Regions from separate parts of the Homo sapiens genome. Here region 2 is linked to region 1. A link is a contact called in ENCODE Hi-C or POLR2A ChIA-PET data. All regions are on one chromosome and are shown on one strand. Each heading gives the region's core, a stretch centred on a gene start or an enhancer-like site at or near the end of the contact. The rest is flanking DNA. Distances are from core to core; before and after follow the strand shown.

The links. Hi-C counts contacts between places; a loop is a spot of excess contacts on that map. ChIA-PET counts read pairs that join two places held with the same protein, here RNA polymerase II (POLR2A). Pooled maps may share reads with other maps.
Region 2: a map with no recorded cell type shows a loop between it and region 1 (4-fold over the local background). The contact joins the enhancer-like site here to the promoter of ANKRD42 in region 1. A Hi-C loop is called at or near these places in 1 of 37 single-sample maps with no recorded cell type and 4 of 50 pooled maps. POLR2A ChIA-PET finds 5 or more read pairs at or near these places in 1 of 52 experiments (PC-9).

The regions. Positions count from the first base shown.
Region 1 is chr11:83,191,599-83,195,754 of GRCh38, forward strand. It overlaps ANKRD42 (ankyrin repeat domain 42), which reads left to right and starts at 2,114. Exons shown (of 11, transcript NM_001300975.2): 1 at 2,114-3,130. The coding sequence starts at 3,073. ANKRD42-DT (ANKRD42 divergent transcript) reads right to left here and starts at 2,071. Exons shown (of 3, transcript NR_149009.1): 1 at 1,869-2,071. RefSeq lists enhancers at 1,821-2,040, 2,101-2,210, 2,731-3,090 and a silencer at 2,345-2,523.
Region 2 is chr11:83,717,897-83,722,657 of GRCh38, forward strand. The region is part of intron 18 of DLG2 (discs large MAGUK scaffold protein 2); the gene reads right to left. DLG2-AS2 (DLG2 antisense RNA 2) reads left to right here. Exons shown (of 12, transcript NR_187249.1): 11 at 2,934-3,089. Among named protein-coding and RNA genes, the nearest start is that of DLG2-AS2, 83 kb to the left of the region's middle. Within about 2 kb of position 2,980, at least 2 of the 41 ENCODE cell types and tissues checked have a DNase peak (open chromatin) inside an H3K27ac peak, as active enhancers do.

The DNA of each region.
Region 1 (4,156 bases), core at 864-3,363:
AGTTGCCCCATCTCTAAAAGTGAGGGGATTAGGATGACTAATCCCAAATTCACTTCCAACAGTGAAAAACTTTATCTTCAGCCTATTAGTTCACCTGCCTGACAGTTAACTCATCAACCCACCCACACAACAGTTACTAAGCCCTTCTCTTAAATGAAATATTCTAGACATCAGAAATGCCAAGATTTTAAGATACAGTCCCTACCTTCCAGAAGCTCAGGGTCCTTTAGGGGTGAGGAAAAATTGTTAAACAGATAATTATAATACAATGGGATAAGTGATCTAATAAAAGGTTGTGGGAATTCAGAGACTTTGAGGAGCTCCTGCAGAAAAATTCAAGACCTATTTTGGAATCCTAAGTCAGGTATTTATTATTTACTAGTGAAGGGGGAATTAATGAATTTTATAAGTATATTAGTCAAGAAGTTTATTCTTTTCCTTAGAGGTAGAATGAAATATAGCCCCCCACCCTCCGGAGGCCTGGGTTAAGAGAGAATATTAACCGCTTATTTCTCCTCTACGCACGGAGAGGCTTATCTGTGTTCCACCGTTTCACGTTCCTTGAGGCACCACGAGTTCCTGCTTCCCTCCCTAGCGCGCTGTAAAGTCACAAGGTTGATAAGCAATTGCTACAAAAGCATGCATTCCCAAGGATGTAAGACATGTGGTGTAACAAATGTAAAAGAATAATTAACTGCCTTTGTTCTTGCTTCTGCAAGTAGGCTTCCTGTAGCACCAAACTCCCGCCACAAATTGCTTAAAAGGTGATTGATCCCTTTGTTCCGGGCTCAGACTTTCTGGACCCCAGTCCGACTGAGCCAGTGATCACCTTAATAATAAAGGGTTGTCCTGAATTCTGTTTGGCCTCTCCCGTCTCTATTTGTCCCGCAACACTAGCAGTATATCCTCAGGCAATTAACTTTTTTTTCCCTTGTTTCTCTCTCTGTAAAAAGGAAGAGGAATACTTATTTTGGCAGGTTATAATAAGAATTGAGTCAAACTCATTTATGTTGGCATAAAAAAATGAACAAGAAAATATAAAGCACTTAGTACAATGCCAGGCAGATCATAGGAACTCAGTAGATGGCAATTGTAATATTACAAAAGGTGATGGAAGTCAAAGACAATTTACTGTACCTCAAGAGAGTAGCGGTAGGATCAGAAGAATTTCCCAAATGTGTTCACAGACCAAAACTGGGGGAAAAGCAGGGTAGTTTCCTGGTAAGACGAACAGCACATGACAAGGCAGAGATATTAAAAAGTAAGGTACGCTTCCAGGACGAGTTCATTATTCCTGAAGGGAGAAGGCAATAAGGGTGGAAAAACTGGGCCGAGAGGGGAATCCAGGTTGGTGATGCCCCTGGAGGGCAGGTAATTCTTACTAATTTCTGTATTTTCTGCTGCTGGCACAAAACGTGACCCATACGTTTGCAACAAATGGTGAAATAATTCATTCCTGTTGTTAAGCAATAGGGTTGTAGAAATATTTGAGCAGTAAACATGCTACAGTGAAAGGATTCTCGGATTTGGAGTCAGGAGACCTGAAGCACTCTTTTGACTAATGACCTGTGTTTTTTTACTGGTTTTACAACTTACCTGCTGCCTGGCCTTACCAAAGTACTGATATATTGAGTCTCTTGACCCATAAAACAGGGGTAACAACTAACAAGCGATTATTAAAGAGTTGGCGCTAGTAAAGTACGCAATAAAAACAGCGGCTGCAGCTGCTAAATTCTCCTTTAGGTCTTTTTCCATACTTGCGAAATGACAGGGCAACAAATTTCCTTCCAACCACCACTGAGAAAGTATACCACGTTTGCCCAAGGACAAAAAGGCCCCGCCCGGCCCGCGCCACACAGGTCACCTACGCAGAATGCAGTCCTGGGGGGTTCCACTTGTGTCGCTCAGCGATGGAGGGCGCGATCGATGACAGGCCACTCCAGAGACGGACCTAGATAGGTTCGCATGAGGCCGAGCCGAATTTCACCAAAAACCAGTTTACACCACCTCCCGATTTGTCCACACGAAAAGCCATGGAATAGCTGAGGGAAAGGAAACCGGAAGTAGCGTGGGCCGTGAGGAACGGGAAATGACCTCAGCACGTCGGAAGTGTACTCGTTTCCAAGGCGACGGCCCTGCTGCCTCTCCAGCCAAGTGGCTGGAGTCGGGAGGCTGGAAAGAGACTCCGAGAAAGTACCAGCGGAAGGCGGCCGCCGCTACGGCGATTCGCAGGGAGTAGCAGACGAAGACGGTGGCCGCCGCACTAGCCACCACGTGTGGAGGATAAACGGTCTACACGGCCATTCCGGCGCCGAGTCTAGGGAAAGAGTTAGCGACGACGGGGAAAGAAAATGTGAAGAGAGCGACCGCCGCTCCAGGGTCGCTGCAGGAAGCCTAAGTGCAGACGCCGGCTTCTCCCGCAGTGACTTGAGAAGGGTCAGTGAAAACCTCGGCCACTGCCGCAGCGTCTCTAGGGAGAGAGTTAGGGGAGATAGTGGCCACAGTCACAGCTGCTCTTGGGAGAGAGTTAGGGGAGACAGCACCTTCTGCAGCAGCGACGTGAATTTTAGTGAAGTTGGAGGCCACCAAACTACCGACTCCAGGGGAACAGCCAGAGAAGACCGAGGCCTCCGCCTCAGTGGTCCTTGGGAGGGAGTCAGTGACATTCGGGACCCGCGAACTAGTGACTTCGGGGATAGAGTCAGTGACGATCGCAGTCGCCGCTTCAGTGGCTCCTGGGAGGGAGGGAGTGTCGAAGGCGGCCACAGCGTTGGTAGTTCTTGGGAGGAAGTAAGTGGAGACCGCGGCTACGCAGCCAGCGACTCCTCTGGTGTGAGCGGCAGTGAAGACGCCAGCTACCGCTTCAGTGGCTTTTGGGAGAGAGAAAGTGAAGACGAAGGTTTCCGCTGCAGCTTCTGGGAGAGAGCAAGAGAGGACCTTGGGCCCCGTCCTAGTGACGACGGAGAAGAGGGCCGCTGCCGCTGCAGTGGCTCGTGGGTGAGAGCAAGTGAAGACCGCCGCAGCATCAGGGGCCTGGACTCAACTCCTCCCCAGAGTCGGAGGTGTTGCGCCATGCCCGGGGTGGCCAATTCAGGCCCCTCCACTTCCTCTAGGGAGACTGCAAACCCCTGTGAGTCAGACTGTCATTGGCCTTCATCTCTGTCGTATTCCTTTTCTCACTTAAGCCCGCAACAGCCTTAGCCCTTTCTGGCATTTCCTTTTCTCAGCCGTCACTCCCCCCTTTCCCTTTTTAATTTATTTTCAGGGGATACCAAAGCTGTTCAGCTCTCCCCTGTTCTGTATTATTTCCGCTTTCTTTCCTTTTTTCCATCCACACTATTCCTCCGAGTCTTCTTGCCCAGCTTGACATCAACTCTTGTTCAGTCTTAATGGACGGACCCTTTTAAGTTCTTCCTTGACTTCCCTGCAGCATTTGACCCTGTGGAGGTGACAAATTAGTACTTACTTAGTTTTCTTCTTTCACTCCATTGAGTGACCCTTTCCCTTACCGTTTTCTTTTCTTCTGCCATCTTCTTAAATGCAGCTTTTACCCCTTGATGATGCCATCATTGGTTCTCTTTTTCTTGTCATTTACTGTGACTTCAGTCCTACTGGTGGCCCTCAAATCGGTTACTCATTCAACCATCCAGTAAATATTTACTGCATATGCCTACTTTGTGCTCCGTCTTAAGGAACTTAAGAAGACAGGCACATTCTTTACCTTCTAGTGAGGAAGATAAATGCTGAGCAAATAATGACAAGTGAGATCAGTGTTATAAAGGACGGTAGAATGCCACTGATTCCAGTAGGGGGTGAGTATGGGTGTCAGAAAAAGCATTCTAATACAGAGACACACGTAACACTGAGACCTGAATTCCGTATCTCTCCTCGGAGCTGCAAACATATATATAGATATCTCCCTTCTGGAAATTTTCCTTGGGTACCTCAAGAGCAGCATGTCCAAAATGTAATTTTATATCTATATATCCTCTCTGTCCTTCAGTGTTTGCTGTCTCAACTAATGGCACCACAGCACTCAGATGATAAAGCCACACACCTTGGAGTTATCTTATTACTTTTCCCTTGTTTCACCCACTGTATCCATTCCAGTTTAGTTCATTCTAATTTTATTAATATTTGTTGAATCTTTCTCCTT
Region 2 (4,761 bases), core at 1,730-4,229, 530 kb after region 1:
TATATCTTTTCTGTGTCCAAATGACTTACAAACGATGATACTCTTAGGGCTACTGACTCAATAGTAAAGGAACAATCCCTGTTCTGGTCTATCTTTGGGAGTAAAGACGGCTTTACCTTCAAACCTGCTCCGTACTCCCTCTGGGGGTCCATTATGCTCAGGGGGACAAAGACAAGTGCAGCACATGCTTTTGGGAGAAAAGATTGGTCATAAACAGTAAATTAAAATGCAATAGTTTAAATTCTATAGGTGCACAGAGGAAAGGGAGCACCTCTCTGCTGTGGGCAATTGGGAGTAGAGACGGCTTCTCAGAGCAGGACTTAAAACTGGGCTTCTAAGGTCATTAAGAGTTTGTTAAGGCCAGGTGCAATGGCTCATGCCTGTAATCCCAACTCTTTTGGAGGCCAAGGCAGCCGGATCACCTGAGGTCAGGAGTTCAAGACCAGCCTGGCCAAGATGGTGAAACTCTGTCTCTACTAAAAATACCAAAAATTAGCCGGGCATGATGGTCCAGCTACTCAGGAGGTTGAGGCAGGAGAATTGCTTGAACCTGGGAGGCGGAGCTTGCAGTGGGCCGAGATTGTGCCACTGCACTCTAGCCTAGGTGATAAGAGTGAAACTCCATCTCAAAAAAAGAAAAAAAAAAAAAAAAAAAGAAAGAAAAAAAGAAATATCCCATGTTATGGAAACAATCAGCAGCAGTTCTTGATGGCTGGAAGATTGAGGAAATGACAATGGGTTTCTTATTTTAGCGAGGTAAGTATATTGGCAGGGTGGAAAATAGACTGAGAGGCTGAGAGGGAGGTGAAGTTGGGGAGCCCAGTTAGGCAGCTGTTATAAAAACTTAAGTCAAGATGAGTAGGATTACTCTCTAAGAAGACAATATTGAAGAAAATGTTGCCCTGGGGTAAAAAGAATAAGGAGCAACTGGGTTCTAATACACCGTAGGGCCAGCTTGCATCTCCTAGCCCAATCCAGTCACCAGGCAAGTGAAGGTCACATTCTTGTCCAGACAACTGCAGCTGGGACTAGTTTTGATCTCAGATTCCAGCACCTATAGGCACCAGAGCAGCAATTCTCAATCCTGCCCATTCTTCACCTGGGAAACGTTTTTTAAATGCAGGTGCCTCAACTCTACTTCAGACCTACTGAGTGAGAATCCCTGAAAGGAGCTACAGTTTAAAAATACCCTGCACAGCCAGAACTGAGAGCCATGGCCCACACAGCAGTCAGGCCTAACAGTGACTCTTATTTGGTGTCTTTCTGGAAAAGTCTGTAGGTGTATGCATATGGCACTTGGGACACATTGTAATGGATGCAGTGTTAGAGGACTGAGAAGCCCATGAAGCAAGCTGCTTTTTCCAGGGGAGACATCACTATTAGCAGAAATGGAAGAGACGCCCTGCCACTATGTGACTTGAGTGTTTTGATCTTGAGAGATTTGAACATACCTCTGAGCACACTCAAAGGAGATGTCTTAGTCCATCTGTGCTGTTATAAAAATAAAAACAATTCTGAGGCTGGGTACTTTATAAAGAGATTATTTTGGCTCACAATCCTGCAGGCTGTACAAGAAACATGGCACCAGCATCTGCTTCTGGTGAAGGCCTCAGTGTGCTTCCACTCCTGGCAAAAGGGGAAGGTTAGCGGGCATGTGCAGAAGTCAAACAGTGAGAAAAGAGGCAAGGTGGAAGTAGGTTCCAGGCCCTTTTTGGCAACCAGCTCTGAAGGAATTTACTCAGTGACCCCAGGGAGGGCATTAATCTATTCATGAGGGATCTGCCTCTGGGACCCAAACAGCCCCCATTAGGCCCTACCTCTAACAGTGGGAGAAAATTACAACGAGAAGTTTGGCGGGCAAAAATATCAAAACTATAGCAGGAGGTGTTCCAAAAGAATTTGGGGGACTGACTCTATAAAGAATATAATACAGGTTCTTAATCATCAATGACAGTCAATAAGGAGACAGGAGAAAACACCAGTCTTAGCCTTTGTTCCCGACAAACAGACTGGATAACTTCCATCAAGGTGAATCTGTATATTACATGCTATCTCCACATCCAGAACTCTTGTATACTGTGAATAAGAAAATCTTAGTAAAAAGAATGACTTTCAGCCGGGCGCAGTGGCTCACGCCTGTAATCCCAGCACTTTGGGAGGCCGAGGTGGACGGATCACCTGAGGTCAGGAGCTCGAGACCAGCCTGGTCAACATGGCAAAACCCCATCTCTACTAAAAATACAAAAAATTAGCTGAGCATGGTGGCTCGTGCCTGTAGTCCCAGCTACTTGGGAGGCTGAGACATAAGAATCACTTGAACCCAGGAGGCGGAGTTGCAATGAGCCAACATCACACCACTGCACTCCAGCCTGGGTGACAGAGTGAGACTCCATCTCAGAAAAAAAAAAAAAAAAAAAAAAAAAAAAAAAAGAATGACATTCACTTAAGTTATGTAAGTTATGCCTGAGAAGCTAAAACCATTTCTGTTTCTCAAGCTTTTCCACTACAAAAGGTACTCCAAGTGTATTGTGTTCTTTACCTTTTTCAAGATTCTCAAAAGCCCAGGGAAATAATAATTACAACCTACAGATGGAAGAATGAGGTTCTAAAAGCTTCATAGGCTTAGTAAAGACTATATAAAGTAACTTGGGAAAGCTCACAGAGCTAAGAAGTGATGGATCTCTCCCTGAACCCATATCTGACAAAGCCAATGCTGGTAACCACCACACTGTAAATACTTACATATCTCCAGAATTCACAGTCCGTCTTGAATATTAACACATTGAAATGAAAGAGTAAGTAAAGTTTAGGATTATCTTTGACTCCCTTCTTCAGCCCTCCCTTTTTTTTTTTTTTTTTTTTTAATTACCAGAGAGTAGGGCCAGGGAAGAAGCTTCTCTAACTCAAGAACCCTCTCTTCTGCTGCTCACCAGGTCTGAATAGCCCTTGTGAAGGCAGCATTTGAGAGAACTTCTCTGCCACATGCTGATTCCTCTCACCGCGGGAAGAAACCAACCTACCCTGGGGAGCCTGAGAGCTCTTTGAGTATCTGGGGGTGAATCAACTAATCTGATTAATTGTTTTCAGAGGTGAGGAGCTGGGTACTGAGGAAGGGAAAATTTTGATGAGAAAGAATCTGGGCCTTTAGCATGTGAAACATGAGGCTCAGAATTTAATGACTTGTTCAAAGGGAGATTTTTAATAGACATGCTTTAACCAGCTATTTTGGACATCTTATACAGGTGAGAAGAGAAGGGGGATAGCAGTTGGCCAAGCTATAAGGACACTTAAAAGGACACTATAAGACTGCAAACCAGATCAGTGTGAACGTACAAGTTAATTAACTCATTTAACAGACCCTTACTATTGAGTAACTACAGACATTTTTTATTTGCATGGTTCCAATATGCATGAATTTTCATTACCATGATTTGAGTAGTTCCAGTCCCCCAACAACACAATTCAAACTTTAGCTACCACAATATATTAAGTATGAGTGATTGCATAAGGCACAAACCTGCTACTAGCTCTTCAATTCACAAATTTCTACACAATAACACATGCGCATCATCATCAGTGACTCACGTCAGTTCTTTCAAGGTCTGTCAGTGACTGGTCACTGAGCACCTGCTATTCACTTCACAACACAGACAGTAAAGCATACTTGTTTTGCCTCCTTGTCTCCAGTGATAAATCCACAGACATTTTACAAAAATGGATAATTCAAAGAGGGACTTTGTCAGCAATGAGGAAAGCACAGCAAGAAAACAAAAAGTTATAATGCTGTAAGTGAAATTTAGATGCGACAACGAATTATAGAAGATACAGCTGACTATGGGAATGTCGACCTCAACGCTCATTGAGAAATTCCACATATGCAGCCAGAGGAACTTACTGAAGGCAAACTTATGAATATAAATAAAGAAGGTGGCTGGGATATAAAGGATGAAAATGTCCCAGAGAATATGATACTGGCAAAAAAATTTACATTGAAGAACTCTTGTAGGTATTTCAAAACACAAAGTGCAAAGGATAAAAGGTTGCCAGATGATTAGAAAAAAGTGTGACAGTTTGCCAAGGCATATAAAAAATACTTGCTCTGTATCACAAGTTATATGACTGACAAGAAGAAAAAGGCAAGTACTATTCCAACTACTCTTTTTTCCAAAGAAATATAATAATTTTCACTGTTTCTAATATTTTAAAGAATAGCATACTAATAAAATATTATTTTACTATTTTTTATTTCCCTATATATCTAACAAAAAGATAATTTTTAACGTTTTGACAAAAAACTGGAAAGTTTATGGGTCAATCATAGTTTTTCTCATTGATCATTATGGTTTCATTCTTATGGTCTCCCACTGCCATGCAAAGTAAGAATTTTCCTGTTTTAAGTGCCAAGCATAAGAAGACATGGTCCCTACCCTCATGGTGGTCTTACGGCAACAATTAATTCTAAAAATCTGTGATTGTTCTATTTAATAAGGGTGCTAGCCTAGCTCAAGGCACTCATAAAGCCTGTAGAGGAGTTGTGGGAAGTAAATTTGGTAGGGGATATGGAGAAAGTAGCAAAGGAAGTACTGATGGGGGTGAGCTCCAACTCTGAGGAAAATGCAAATCTCTCCAGTCCAGCAAGTTTACCTCCTCACCTCCAGAGGCGGGGTGGGGAGTGACTCCAGGCTGGTTTTTAAACTGGCTGCCAACTGCTCAGCTGTAATGCCAGATACATATTAATTGCCAACAGAAAGCAGAGACACA